Regions from separate parts of the Mus musculus genome. Here region 2 is linked to region 1. Evidence: chromatin loops called from intact Hi-C (ENCODE). Cell type or tissue: left cerebral cortex. All regions are shown on one strand. Each heading gives the region's core, and the rest is flanking DNA. Links, peaks and the distances in the headings are about the cores only. Region 1 overlaps Gtf2h2 (general transcription factor II H, polypeptide 2). Region 2 overlaps Rad17 (RAD17 checkpoint clamp loader component).

The links. A loop is a pair of places that touch in the nucleus more often than their neighbours do. Peaks named below come from ENCODE experiments on the same cell type or tissue, not always from the same donor. Only the 100,000 strongest peaks of a DNase experiment are listed, where the experiment ranks them.
Region 2: it touches region 1 in a loop (6-fold over the local background); 6 of 42 quality-filtered maps call a loop at or near these places.

What each region holds. Positions count from the first base shown.
Region 1 is chr13:100,473,488-100,481,510 of GRCm38, forward strand. Gtf2h2 (general transcription factor II H, polypeptide 2) reads right to left here. Exons shown (of 16, transcript NM_022011.4): 9 at 7,725-7,815; 10 at 7,517-7,604; 11 at 7,053-7,160; 12 at 5,704-5,767; 13 at 3,617-3,723; 14 at 2,983-3,085. Among named protein-coding and RNA genes, the nearest start is that of Gtf2h2, 15 kb to the right of the region's middle. In left cerebral cortex, for the core only: no CTCF peak of the experiment used is centred there; no DNase peak of the experiment used is centred there.
Region 2 is chr13:100,627,311-100,635,333 of GRCm38, forward strand. It overlaps Rad17 (RAD17 checkpoint clamp loader component), which reads right to left. Exons shown (of 17, transcript NM_001044371.2): 6 at 6,553-6,689; 7 at 6,141-6,193; 8 at 5,886-6,011; 9 at 5,572-5,641; 10 at 3,746-3,857; 11 at 2,090-2,272; 12 at 450-535; 13 at 200-346. Among named protein-coding and RNA genes, the nearest start is that of Marveld2, 14 kb to the left of the region's middle. In left cerebral cortex, for the core only: no CTCF peak of the experiment used is centred there; no DNase peak of the experiment used is centred there.

The sequences.
Region 1 (8,023 bases), core at 2,155-6,154:
CCTCTAGATCCAATAATATGTATCTGTATATAGTTCCTTTTTTTTTCTTGCTTTTTTTTTTTTGAGACAGAGATTCTCTGTGTAGCCTTGGCTATCCTGGAACTTACTTGATAGACCAGGGTGGACTTGAACTCACAGACAGCAGCCTGCCATGTGGCACCACATGTGGTATTTCTATATAATTAAATCATCAACTTGGACAAAACAGCATTCACTATTTAGTTTGTTCCACATAAAATGTTTCAGCTCTGACAAGTATGTGCATGTGTGTGGTATGAGTGTGTGATGGTGCATGTGCAGGTACGTGTGGAGGCCATGGCCATTACCCTGATGTCTTTTTTAATTACTCCATTTTATTTTTGTTTTGTTTTACCCAATTCAAGGTTATTTTTAAGATAATGTTTCTTACTGAACCTGGAGCTCATTAACTAGCTATTCTAGTTGGCCAACAAGCCCAGGGTGCCCACCCCCAGGGTGCCCCCCCCCCCCGTGTGCCCACCCCCAGGGTGCCCACCCCCCAGTGTGCCCACCCCCAGGGTACACACTGATAGGCCCAGCCTTTTACCTGAGTGCTGGGGATCTAAACTGCAGACCTACTGTCCACACACACAGCAATATCCAACACCCATCTCCTCAGCCTCTAATTTTCCTTTGGTGATAATTAATTCCAAGCGTACTTTCCTACATAACTAGCACAATTTAGCTCTAATCTTTCCATGAATAGCCTAGACAGCCTCTAAATACATTTAACTCTCAGGAAATGTATTCTTTTCATCCCCTCAAGACATCTTTCTTAGAGAATTCTAACTTTCCAAAACAAGATTGACTACTCTCCCTGAAACAGACATCATCATCATCTCCACTCACCCTTGTCCTAAGCTTCCTTTGGCTTGTTCGCAGTTAGAGGCAGATCCTCCGATTCCATGTCCTTCTCCTTCTCAGTCCTACTTCCTCTAGAACTTCCCCTAAAGCATCTCTATTTTGCTAAGCAATTTTTATAACATTTCATTTATCTATCTGTGCGTGTATGTGTGTGAGCATTTGTGTGCTGTGGTGTGCATTTAGAACACAGGACATCTTGTGGAGTCAATTCCCTCCTTCTATCATGGGGGTCCTTGGGATTCAACTCAGTTCATCGGGCTTGGTGGCAGGTGCCTTTATGTACTAGGCCAGGCCTCCCCCGGAAGAGTCTTTTTGAGACCTCACAAGTCTCAAAACATCTTTATGTTTTTATAAACACAAAGAACTTGCCTACCTGGGGATATAATTTAAGTCAGTTATACTTTTCCCTAAAAGATTTGAGGGTGAATGCTCTCATTAGCACCTGGTGTGGCTAGTAGTGTAAATGTTTTGCTGCATATTTTGAACTTTCACAATTGTGTAGAAAATTATGTTTTTTAAAAGGAAAATACTTCCTTGAACTACTCAATGATTTCCTACCCTACAATGTATCTTTCTTTTCACATTATCCTAACAGTGGGCCTTTTATATAAACTCATGTTTCACCTTTAACTCTCCTATTTACACCTCATTAACACCTTTTAATCCTGCCATCTTTCTTCAACTCCAAATCCTTCAAATCCATCTACTAGACTTTTCATTAAGTTCACACTTACATGAAACCTGAAACAATGCAACTTTAGTTTTGATTTGCCAGTTTGAACCAACTATAAAAAAAAGTTCATACCATCTAGTATCAGTAAAGTTTGGGCAAATAATATATAAAGCCTCTTTAAAGGACAAATTTACAACATCTACCAAAACTCATATAACTTCTGACTCAACAATTCTACCTGAGAATTTGTCCTGCATACTCTTGTACAACTATTTGGAGATACAGACATGGGCATTACTTGTTAACAGCAAAGAGACAATCTTAAATAGTTAATACAAGGCAATTGGTTATGTAAGTCATAGAATATAATCCAAGAAAAATGATGTAATTTGAGAAGCAAGACTGATCTAGACATGCTTATTTGAAATTACTTCTTTTGCATATGTAGTGTAGGTGTCGCATACATGTATAAGCCAGAGGTTGGTACAGGGTGCCTTCCTCAATCCTCTACCTTGTTTTAAGAGCCAAGGTCTTTCACTGAACCTGGAGCTCACTGAATGACTAGGCTAGCTGGCCTACTGAATCCCTGGAATTCTCCTGTCTCTACCTCACAACACTGAAATTACAAAAATATGAGGCCACATCCAGCATTCTTTATGTGGGCGCTGGGTATCCAAACTCAAGTCTTCACTCTTGCATAATAAGTATCCTTACCCACTGAGCCATCTCTTCATCTGTATATTAAATTTGTTCTACACTATCTTTAAGTGTGAAAAGTGATGCATTATTATATATGAAAAATATAATTATTTTGTGATCAAAAGTTCTAAAATGCTGATACTTTTTGAATAAAAAGTCATTTCCTAAAAAAACCAACCGAGACCACTTCCACTTCAGCTTTTACTACTGGAAATGTCAGTAAGAAAATAACCACAGGTTCTTGATTATGTTCAGCTAGCCTCTTCTCTCCAGTAATATTCAAGAAGGCCAGCGTTAGGTATTCATAAATTTTGGGGGTGGTTGTTAAACTACTGACTGCTGAAAACTGGCCATTGGCAGGGCCATTTTATTAAAGGACTCAGAAAATGTAGGCATAGAATCTCCTAGGGCTGGAAGTGCAGGCAGCTGCATAGGTGCTAGGAAGCCAACCTGGGTTCTAAGAGCAGTGCACACTCCTAACCATTGAGCCACCTTTCTAGCCCCCACCCCAGCTTCCATTCCCCACCAAACCAATATAATATTACTCTTAACTTACTCTTTATTACTATTATTCTTTATTATATATTTCTCTTAACTATAAATATGTGAGTTTAGGGAAATAAACAGATTGCTAGACACAGTGTTCTACATCTCATTTTCTATATTAAGGAGTTGTTTCAATCATTAGCTTACCATTGTGACATATAAATTAATCAAAATTCATATACCTTTCTCCTTTATATTCTTCTAGGGAAATTTCTTGAAAAGCATCCAAAGGAAATAAATGATGGTAAGATCTTGCCAAATGAGGTGCAGACACCAAAGTAAGACCTAATGCAGAAAGACAGAGACATTAACAAGCCTGACCTCATAAAGACAAAGGCTAAAAAGTCAAGAGATATACTTAGAAAAAAATGCTTTCAAGTGTTTTCATTTCTCTTTTTCCAGTGATGGGGATCCAATCTAGGGCCTCACACACACTAGAAAAGCTGCCACTATACTACATAGCCAGCACTCAAGGATTTTTAGGACCCTGAGTACTTTTTAGCTGTAGCCATGAAAAGATATTTCAGGATAGAATTCAATCTGTCACTAAATACATGACCCAAAAAGTGCCTATTAAAATTATCATAGTGTTTTTAAAGAAAACATTTACCAAAGAGAGAATCAGGAAAGTTCTGTGATGCTATGCTTATTTTTAGAAATTAATTACTAGGGCTTGAATGAAAAAAGCAATCTTTTTCTTTATACAAATTAAATATATAATAAGCAAGATCCAACACTTATGTTTAATTCGGCAGCTACATAATTACGAATTTATTTAATGCTAATTTACTTAGTAAGGACTAATAGGGTTCTTACCACATATTTTACATTCAACAGGAAGCTCGCAGTACTTTGCTCGGCACTGTGGGCAGAAGTAGCCTCCCAGTGTAAGCCCTGGCTCAGTGCTGTTGTTATCCAAATGCCTATGGGTGGAAAAGTTATTTTTAAAAGATGAAAAGAGCTAAAGCAAGTATGTTATTCAAACCCAGCAGTCAGGAGGCAGAGGCAGGTGGATGTCTGTGAGTTCAAGCCCAGCCTGGTCTAATAGTGAGTTCAAGGCCAGCCAGGACTACACTGTAGTACCCTGTCTCAAAAGATAAAATAGATAAAATTTTATTGGAAAACATGTATGTCTTTTCGCTCACTAATGCTGTTCTTTTTTCTGTCTTCACTTTTAAAGTTTCTCTTAGAGTTATTTTTTTCTTTCTTGATGACTAATCTGTTAGTTCCATCCAGTCTGTTTTTTCTTTTCTTTTCTAAGATTTAGTTTCGTTTTAATTCTGTGTATGTGTGTGTGTGTATGACTGGGTATGTGTACATGAGTACAGGTGTGCTCAGAGAGCAGAGGTGTCAGATCCCCTGAAGGCGGAGTCACAGGCAGTTGTGAGCTGCCCGGGGTAGGTGCTAAGAGCCAGACTCTGGTTCTGAGGAGGACATTATATGAGCTTAACCACTGAACTATCCCTTCAGCCCTCCAGTGCACTTTTCATCTCTGACGTTATATTCTTCATTTCTAGAAGCTTCATTTGAGTTCTTTTTATACAGTTTCAACTTCTCCTTCACTTAAGAGACTAGAGAGTGTATTTACATTGGCTATTTTAATACTGTCGTCTATTAATTCTAGCAAGTGTTTTCTGGCTGTTTCCATTCTGTAGTTTTTCTGTTATTCTCACTCTCTCATATTTTCTCACTACCACCCATCTTCCTTCTTCCTCCTCTCTCTTCCCAGTGTTTCTATATAACTCAAGCCAGCCTTAAATTTGCCGTGACCCTCCTTTCTCGTGCCCAAGTGCTGGCCTGTGGTGATGTACAGCAGCAGCACAGCTGGCAGCCAGATACTTCTACATCCTGTGAGAGATTGTAATCTGTGTTGTTCTGGGTACTAATTTTTTTTTCCTCCATAAATATTTAGAGCTTTATTTTAGAATGAAGTAACTTAGGTACTTACTGATCTATTCAAAAAAATGTTTAAGTATCATTAGCCTAGCCTAGTAGCTACTAATCTAACCAAGTCTCATTATTGTGGGCTCTCTAAAATGTCTTTTGTGCAACTGAGAATTGAACCTCAGCTTTATGTTAAGTGCTTTGCCACTTAGCTCTGACCACAGCCCTCCTTTCCCTTTTATTCTGAGAGGAGTCTTACTATGTTACTCAAGCACCCACCAAGGTAAACTTTCTTCATGTTTGAACTTTCTATTCCATTTTTTTAATCATTAGAATATATATGTATTATATGAATAATATGTAAACATGTATACATAATGTGTATTATATACATATGTATCTTATACATATACATCTACACATATCTACATTTTAAATGCAGATCTAAGTATATACATCTACTCATGTCTCTATTTTCATTTCATTTATTTATGGCTTTTACAAATATATTCTATAGCTCAGAGTGACCTCAAACTCAAAGCTATCACCTTGCCTTAGCCTCCAGAATCCTAGAAATGCAGATGTGAGCCAGCATGCCTGCCCCCGCCTTTAATTTAGATGATGGGTAACACTACGCACATGTACCTTGCTATTTTATTTAGTAATATATCTTGATGATCACAGCATATGCATACATAAAGAGGGCCATTTCTTTTCATGGCTATGCAGATGGTACTAGTTTATAAAAATCATTATAAATTAAGACCTTCTAACTTAGAGGAATAAATTTTAAGTGTTAAAATGTTATTACTGGGAGCTGGAGAGATGGCTCAGTAGTTAACAACACTGGCTGCTCTTACAGAGGATCTGGGTTCAATTCCCAGCATCTACATGACAGCTCACAAGTGTCTATAACTCCTGCTCCAGGGTATCTGACACCCTCATACAGACATAATCAAATCACCAATGTACATAACATTTAAAAAAAAAGTTATCACTGACAATTGCTCTTTACTTACGCCATGCTGAAGGATGGTTTTGCATCCTGATCAGACAAAGAAGCAATGGTATGCTGAGGGAATCCTTAATAGGTTAAAAAAAAATTACAGCATTAATTTCTTTTATAAGCAAAAACCAGAATTTTATGAATAAGAATCTTAAGATATTCTTATCAGAAAGTCAACAAAGTTGTATAAAAGCTCTTTCCTGCCTTTGAGGTCGATATGTGCCTATCATAGTATAATGAAACATAGTATAATGAAACTCTAATGCCAAGGTATAAGAAAAAGCAGAGGAAAAGGAGGGATGATCTTTCTATATACAACCTCACACTCCGAAATTTATATCTTTAATTTAATAAACCACATTTTAAAAAAATAGTTCACGTTTTATATAGCTCCTAATACAACCAAATATGTATTAAATGATACAGTATCTCTTTAAGCACATATAAAAGAAAACCAAAATCCCTTTAAGTGCTAGGCATGGTGACTCACACCTTCAATTGCAACACTTGGGAGGCAGAGGCAGGCGGATCTCAGTGAGTTCGAGGCCAGCCTGGTCTACAAAGTGAGACCTTGTCTCAAAAAAAGAAGATTATTTAAAATAATCATTTTTATGACCAATAATTTTCTACTCCTTGAAAAAAAAATCAGAGTAATTTGGCAAACTTTGCTGAAACTTTCTGTTTTTGCAGTTTGTATGACATACTTTGATTGAACAATAAAGATTTTGTGGCTTATTTAAGAAATTTCTTGGGCTGACAAGATGGCTCAACTGGTAAGAGCACTGACTGCTCTTCTGAAGGTCCTTAGTTCAAATCCCAGCAATCATCCCATGGTGGCTCACAACCACCTGTAATGAAATCTGACACTCTCTTCTGGTGCGTCTGAAGACGGCTACAGTGTACTTATATATAATAATAAGTAAATCTTTGGGCAAGCAGGGACTGAGCAAGCAGGTTGACCAGAGCGGGCAGGGTTGACTGGAGTGAGCAGAGGTCCTAAAAATTCAATTCCCAACAACCACATGAAGCCTTACAACTATCTGTACAGCTACAGTGTACTCATATACATAAAAATAAATTGATAAATAAATCTTAAAAAGAAATTTCTTACCACAAGTATTTTTAATTATATAAAGTATCTTTTTATCTTTCTAATTTAACAAGACCAGAAGTGTTATCAACAAACAGGATAGGTGGCTTTAATTTCTTTTTATAAACATGTTTCAATATGTATTTTTATTATAATAAATTCAAGTAGGAAAACAATTCTTAAATGTGAAAATGGTAACTTGCACAAATGAAAGCAGAACGCCTGACTTGAAGCAAAGGTGCACAGTAAAGCAACACGGGAGAGACACATACCCATGCGAATGAGTGAGCACTCGGAGCTTGAGCTGGCAGGAGGGGGGCTCACATGATGTGCCAACAACTCCTTGTAATGGGTTTCATCTAAGATAACATGGTATGTGCCTAACAGGCAAAGGCAAAGCACAGCAGGTTAAAGACAAGCGCTTCTGTGTAAAACCTACCAAAGTTTCTAGAGATGAAAATATATAATTTCATAACCATTTTAATTATCACTTAAAATAATTTAAATCTCTCAATGTCTCTAGACATAATAGTAACTAAAAAATTAAAGCCAATCTTTACAAAGTATTACATAGAGTGAGATTGCTACCTTTTTGAAAGTTTTAACTCTAAAACACTGACCTATTGAGAACTCCTTGCATTTTAAATGGTTGCTTAGAACACTCAATGATATGTTTAAGAATATAGCTATATTTCTTACACAGTAATTATAATTATTGAAGATAGCAGATATATACCACCAGTTTCACGAGCAAGTACAGTACAAACTCGAACCTCCGCAGATAATCCAATAACAGACACTCTAATTTTAGCTGTCTTCAGGGTCTTCATAAGATCCAAAAAACATGAAAGATTTCAGGAGGAAAAAAAAAATTAATGAATAACCTTGAAAATTACTGTTCTGAAAGCTAGTGCTATAGAGTCTAGCCTGAGTCTTGATCCTACCTTGATGAGATCGTAAATATTAGATGGATCACAGGTGGTGAGGCTGCTGAAGATGATGAGCACTTCTCTACTTGTATGTCCAGGCATGTGTCTGCAAAGGTAAAGATACATCCCAGCACAGGGGAACGAACGCCAGGGCCAAGAAGTGGGAGTGAGTGGGTAGTGGAGCAGGGCAGGGGGAGGGTATAGGGAACTTTCAGAATAGCATTTGAAATGTAAATGAAGAAAATATCTAATAAAAAGGAAAAACAGAAAGAAAAAAAAAGATACATTCCAATAGGTCAAATAAATTACACTAG
Region 2 (8,023 bases), core at 2,742-6,741, 150 kb after region 1:
TTGAAAAGAACATCAGAAAAAATTAGTGCTCTATATCATCCAAAAAAATCAGATACCCTGAGATTTTATTATAAACACCAGCTTGAATAATTAGATTTAGGACAGTAAATGTGTCACAAAATATGTGAAATAGGGTAAAGCCCAACGTTTTCCTGAAGAAATACAAACATATAAAAATACATAAGTCAAATGATCTTACATTCCAATCACCACCGAGGATATCTGCAAAACTCAGAAACTCACTGGCTGGCACAAGATCATCTACTTCAGCGAAGAAATCTATGTAGTTTTGGTGAAGGTATAAATTAAAAAAGTCTCCTGGCATGTGTGACATTTCTACTATTTCCTATAAAAAGAGGCATACATGAATTGTGTTGCAAATGCAGTGAGCAGATATTTACATGCATATATAATACATACTCAGCAAAGTTCAAAGCATTCTAACATACCTCAGGCTGAACAAGTAAAGTGTCCCGGTCGTGCTCTGACAAGTGAGCAGGCAGGCGAGGTGAGTCTAACTCTGTTAAAGGCGCTCCTATGAAAGAATATCTGCGATTACTAATCTTTATAATCACAGCGCTTTCATATGCTCATTTTCAATACTTTAGTTATATTAATGTCAAAATAATAAGGAAGCTATTAAAAATTAAAAACCAAAACATCAAAACAAGTGAGCTTGACTACACTACTACTAAGGACAAAATTCAGAATTCTGATTTTTGGATTATGTCTTTTCTAAATGTAAAATCTGACATGTCTCAAACTACTTCCCACTTCACCTGTCAGCTCTGGATTGTTTTCTCCCTTTGCCTGTCTCAGTACAGAAGCCTGAGGGGTTGCATTTACTGTCTGGGCAGAAGCTGTTCTACCTCCAGAAGCAGGATCAGAAATGACGGAGAGGGAAGGGGTGAGAACGGGCACAAGGCTGGGAGGTGAGCTGTCCCAGGGACACTGAGGCTGGGAGGTGAGCTGTCCCAGGGACACTAAGGCTGGGAGGTGAGCTGTCCCAGGGACACTGAGGCTGGAAGGTGAGCTGTCCCAGGGACACTGAGGCTGGGAGGTGAGCTGTCCCAGGGACACTGAGGCTGGGAGGTGAGCTGTCCCAGGGACACTGAGGCTGGAGAGTGAGCTGTCCCAGGGACACTGAGGCTGGAAGGTGAGCTGTCCCAGGGACACTGAGGCTGGGAGGTGAGCTGTCCCAGGGACACTGATCAGGGCTGGAAGGTGAGCTATCCCAGAGGCAGGTATTTTTAGCACCACATATTAAGTGGCCACTTCACTTTCCTTACATGACATTTCCATTTTGAAATCCCAGTCTTTGCTAACAGAATCATATTGGTATTTGCTAAATAAAGAACAGAAGTCTGGGATTTACTGAAAGGAGGGAGAGTTTGGGCGGGGGGGGGGGGGAGATAGATGGAAAGGCAGTTGGAACAAGCAACACAGAAGGGAGATGAATACAGTGGACATCTGTGGTTCTAGGAGCAGCAACTTAGTGAAGAGGAGCAACCTGAAGCTATTTGGCACTGGTGTAGGACTCCAGCTGAGGATTACAACAGCTTTACCTTTGGGCTATCAACTCTTACCACTCAAAGTCTGGAGCAGTGGTCCTCAGCCTTCCTAATGCTGGGACCCTTTAATCCAGAGCCTCATGTTGTAGTGACCACAACCATAAAATTATTTCATTGCTACTTCATAACTGTAATTTTACTACTGCCATAAATCATAATGTAAATATCTTATATACAGGATATCTGATATGTGACCCTTGTGAAACCCTAAAGCGGTCACAAGCCACAGGCTGAGAACCGCTGGTATAGATGAGAACTGGTATCTTCAGGAAACTATCATTTATAGACATGAGCATGGCTTACAGAAGTGGTTTTATATTTAACCCAGTTAGAAACGCTCCATATAGGTAAAAACGTTCTCCTGCTACATTTTAGCCCTGGCTATGCAGTATCTGGTGGGGTTCCTAGCTTCTTCTTATAACAAAACAAAATATAAGGCATTTCAAATCACATAGTATCTTGTTTATGTAGTTAAGAGTTACAAACATCAAAGATAAAATTGCAGAAAAGTTTCTTACTTTTACAGTACAGAATCTTCCCCAAAGCTCTGAAGAGAAAAAGAGAAACATCTTTTCCACCAATAGCTTGAATCTCTTGATTTTCCAAAGTACTATTATGTTTCTTTTTTTGTTTTGATTTTGATATGGCAGCATCCGATTTCAATGACATTCTTTTCTTCTTTGACCACGAACTGTTCTCTCCTTAAATAATATTTGAATAAAAAAATCAAAATATAAAAACTAAAAGTAAGAGTATTTTGGGGCTGGAGAGATGGCTCAGCAGTTAGAAGCACTGACTCCTATTCCGAAGGTCCTGAGTTCAAATCCCAGCAACCACATGGTGGCTCACAACCATCCACAATGAGATCCAATGCCCTCTTCTGGTGTGTCTGAAGGCAGCTACAGTATGCTCACATATAATAAATAAATAAATCTTTAAAAATTTTTTTTCAAATATTTATACTAAGTGTTCCAACCCAAACCTTTTTCTAACAAGCAGTAACTTAGCATGGCCTCAGTGAAGAACCCTCTCTGTTGCTAAAATGTCATCAAATGTCACCGGGCGTGGTGGCGCACACCTTTAATCCCAGCACTAGGGAGGCAGAGGCAGGCAGATGACTGAGTTTGATCCCAGAGTGAGTGTCAAGACAGCCAGGGCTACACAGAGAAAAACAAAACAAACAAAAAAAAGTAATAAGATGCCATTATTTAAAATTGTTTTAGAAGCTAGAGAAATGGCTCAGTAGTTAAGATCACTTGCTGCTCTTCCAGGGGATCCAGGTTTGATTCCTGGCACTCACAGGGCAGCTCACCAACATAGGTAACTCCAGATCCAGGAAATATGATGCCCTCTTCTGGCATCTGTGGTACATGTGGTACATAGACATGCATGCAAGCAAAACCACCCATATACATAAAATACAAAATTTAAAAATAACACTAAAAAGTAGGATAAACTGTGTAATAATCCCCAACACCATAAAAATAGTTTCTCCCACAGAAAGAGATACACACACAACTAAATTACCTATTCTGTAGGGTTGGCCAGGCTGGGGATTGAGGCAAAAAAGAAAAAGAAAGAAAACTTACAAGATGAAAACCAACCCAGAAAGTTGTCCTGACTATACCATACACACAAACACAGACAGACAGACAGACAGACACAGATGTCAAAGATGATTGGTTTCCCAGGGGGGGCCAGAAGATTTTACTTAACTTACTTACTTATTTTTTGGCACAGGGTCTCTCTACATATCCCTGGCTGTCTTGGAATTTTCAAGGTAGACCATTCTGGCCTTGAACTCAGAAACCCACCTGCCTATGCCTCGAGTGCTAGAACTACAGGCATGTGCCACCAGAAGATCTTATCAGTACTCAGTGAAATGTAAAATGTAAAAGTGGTGAATGATTTTACTCTATAATATTCTATAAAAAATTTCAGACAGTACTGACTGCAAGCAGTTAAGCCATAGATAAGGAAGGAACTACTTCATGTCTAGTTTGGGCTGATGACAACAGATAATTCAATGGCAAAAGACCTGTCTACCATATGGAAGACCCTGGGCTCAATCACTAGACATTCCATAACAAAGGTTTAATGTGATTTATTTCATGACTGTTTAAGAGCAAGTCACCTATCAATGCTCTATGAGTATGTCTTCTCTAGTTAGTTACCTTTTGAAGACGAGAACTGCAGGCTGTTTATTGCACTTCTGATATCACCAGAACATCCTTGACAGAGCAACTCCAGAGAAGTTTTATTAGGAACAATAATTTTTTCTCCATTCTAAAGGGTGAAAGTAAATTTCAGAAAACTATTTTGTTAAGACACAAATGCAAACACACAAACTAAAACCTATTCTGAGAACTTAATATATATAAACTAGATTTTTTTCAAATTTGAATGTCTTAAAAACTTCCACAGCCCAGGTACCGTAGAACATAGCTATAGTCACCAGCTTATGGGAAGCTGGGAAAAATAATCCTAAATTCTAACCTAGGGTTACCTAGGGAGATCCTTTATCAAAAACAAACAACAACAAAAACCTCTCAGTGTTAACACCTGTCTGTGTATGACTTAGCATAAGGTATAATTCTAAGAGTATATTATATACTATTGACTTTGTAATTAGACTAGCTGACCTTTTATGTTTCTACTTCCTTTCTTACTATATATAAATGCATGTATACAAGCAAGGCTATTTCATACATGCTTAAGAGCAATGTGAACATTGTAAGGATATGTATGTAAGTTCACATATATTATATAATATATATTCTATCAACTTAGCATACCATTTGTGTTGTAAGACAAATTATCTGTTTCTATGTCTTCATAAAGTCCTTAGTTCACTGATAAAATGTACTCAGGTTGACTATTCATAGTCTATCCCACATCAGATCTTATAAAAACTAATTATCACAGAAAAATAGATCTGTACTCTAATCCTTCATTTACATATTTACTTCATTAACCACTTTTTAAATGTGATGTGCATGTATGCACATGTGTGCCTAGTGCTCTCAGCAGTCATCAGAAGACAGCATAGGATCCTTTGAAACAGAAGTTACAAACAGTTGTAAGCTTCCATGTAGGTGCTAGGAACTGAATCCAGACCTTCTGAAAAAGCAGCCAGTGCTCTTAAACACTGAGACATCTCTTCAGCCCTCAGAAATTCCTTATAAAAGTTCTCTTCCCAAACCAAACTTTGTCATACAAGTAACATATAGTGAGTATCTTTACAAACATTCTGTTTGCAAGTATCTATAAATATATTCAATATCTCTAAGTGTATGCAAACATTAATTCAGAGTTAATGTTTTCAGGTAAAATTATAGTATTTGTTTTCTGTAAATTTAATTTCTTACCTAATACCATCTAAGACAATGTTTGTTTTTATGCAGCTTTAAGTCTATTTCATCTTTTAAGACGTAATTTATTGGTGGACTGGTAAGATGGATCAGTCTGTAAAGAGACTTGCTGCCAAGTCTAATGACCTCATTTCCACCCCTAGGACCTACACGGTGGAAGAAGAGAGTTAACTCCTTCAGTTGTCCTCTGACCTCCATGTGTGTCCTGTGGCATACCCACGCTCTTCATACACAAATGCACATGGAAACAAAATACTCAAAAGTGTATTAACACCTTAAATAGTGTCACTGATATCCTTTAACAAATATTTGCCCTAAAATATGGGAAAATTACATTAATGTCATAGTTTTTGTATATAACTTTTAGCTTTTGGCAGGGCTTGAGACTGAAATTAGAGCTTTTCACAAGCTAGGCAAAGATTATACCATGCAGTTACAGACTGACTGCTTCTAACTTTACACACACACACACACACACACACACACACACACACACACACCACTAAGATGTATATTTCTATAGCAGTAGAGTGTCCTCTGAAGTGTAATTCATCAACTATTTCTTCCAGTTACATGCTATATAAATTGTGCTTTCCACAGTTACAAATTAAGTCTTAAATTAGACTCACCTTACTAGCTTCTATAGTCACAATTCGATTAAGAAATTTCATCATAATTGTTGGTGCCACAGGGTTGAAACTATAAGAACAAGAGATGCTTAAATGATTAATTTAAAAATAGCCTGTGAACATTAAGAGCAAATTTCTTAGCCAGGCAGTGGTGGTGCATGCCTTTAGTTCTAGCATCCTGGAAGCAAAGGCAGGTGGATCTCTGTGAGTTCAAAGCCAACCTGGTTTGTAGCATGAGTTCCAGGACAGTCAGGGCTACACAAAGAAATCCTGTCTGGGAAAACAACCAAAATAAACAATCAAAAACTTCTTACCTAATGTTTGAAACAGAACACTCTTCTTGAATGTTTCTGGGGAAGAGTAGCCGCTGATTATTGTCTCCACTGACACTGTCAGAGACTATAAATACAAGAGGACACCGGCCAATCTGCACATGCTTTCTAAAATAACAAAATAATGTTGAAATTGAAGCAATTTAGCATGTTCATGCTAAGCAAATGTTCGACCACAGTTACAACCCCCTACCCCTAATACGGAGTTTTAGAACACTGGACTTCACTGACACCTACCTTAGAATCTCATGTAAAGCGTTAGGGTCTCGATAAAACTGGTTAGGTAACTCCTGTGGAATATATGGGACAATATTAGCTCAGTGATGCTTCACTGAATATTTAAACTTATATTTGTCAAGGAAAAACAGTACTTATCCAATGCATCTTGATCAGAATTTTCAAAGAAATTAAAGGAAATTTATGGTCATTGAGAAAGTTAACTTCCCACAGACTTCATTTGCTTTTCTATATAGATGGTGTTGCAGCTGAGAATTATGCTAGCATACAGCATATCTACTTTATCTATGCTATTCTGTTTATGTTTACTCAAAGAGTCTTCAGGTCTCTGCTATCAAAAGACTACCACTATTCCTGCATCTCACAGTTGTTCACACAACAGCTCTAGCAAGATTTTAGAAGTCGTCCTTACTTCCACCAGAATGATCTTCTTATCAGTTGTCAGATCGTCTCCAAGCATCTGCAGTTTGCTGTACTTGGTGGCTCTTAATAGAAAGTCATTGAAGACTGCTATCTGAGATTGGTATGGAACTACAGAGAAGTTTGATTCTGAAAGGAAATATATTTATCACTTTATTTTCAAATCATATACATTAATATTAAATGTACAACAAATTCACATATATGATATAACTTTCAATACTGGACTATCTTAAAATTATTTGAAGTGGTCTTAATGTAAAATAAAATATCATTTCAAAGAGTAGTATCATAATGGACAATAGTAATTTTCTTCTACACCAATGAAAGTAACATGAAGTTAATTGAGTTGGGAGGCAGAGGCAGATGACTTTGAGGCCAGTCTGGTCTACAGAGCAAATTCCAGGAAAAAAAAAAAAAAATGTAGCTATTGGGGTGGAGCGATGGCTCAGCAGTTAAACACACTTGCTGCTGTTCTTTGAGGGGACCTAAAAATAAAGATAAGAATAAAACCCATTCTTAAAAAAATAAAATAAAAAAGCTATTAATTGCTTTGGTCATAGACCATAGACACATCACACAGGAACCAAGATAAGTTTCCTTCCTGCTGGCTAGCTTGCATAACAACGGCAGAAGTTACTATGCAGGGTGTGGTGGGAGAACTGTCATCAAGTCTTACTCAGTTATGGACCCTATGTGCTACACCACTTAGGCAAAAAGTATTCACTAGGATAATAGCGGTGAGTCTGTTTTAGGGGCACTAACTGCTTCATAGTTGGATTTGTGGTCTGCTGTACAGAAAAGAATACAACTAATTCAAAGTATTACTCATTTATTACAATAATACAAAGGAATATAAACCGAGCCAAAAGCCCATTGCTAGGGGAAGTCACAGACCATAATGGAGAAGCTACAGCTATTGTTTTGCTAAAGGGCTATGATATCTCCATCAAATTATAGTCTAAATAATTATGTTTATACCCACAAATTAGTACAGCTACCAACTTGTTAGAGAAGCCCTCGGTATGCAGTGGAACTAGAGTCGCATAGCTGGTTAAAGTGATTTAAAGGGATTCTTGAATGTGCAGCTATAAACAGAACATTCTTCTCACCCCCTTCAAGGCTCAGGGAAGGTCACAGAAGATGGGAGGAAGGAATGGAGATGGAATGCCATCTTCAGATTAGGATATCGCTACTGAATTTTTGTTTTGCTTTACGAGAAATGATGTAGCCCTGGTTGTCCTGGAATTTACGATGTAGATCAAGCTGGCCTCGACCCAGAAAAGATCCTCCTGCCTCTGCTTCCTGAGTCCTGTGATTAAATCTGTGCCCAACTAGCTTCATTACTGGAATTAATTTTTTTTAAAAGAAAGATTTATTATTATACATAAGTACACTGTAGCTGTCTTTAGATGTGCCAGAAGAGGGCATCAGGTCTCACTACAGATGGTTGTGAGCCACCA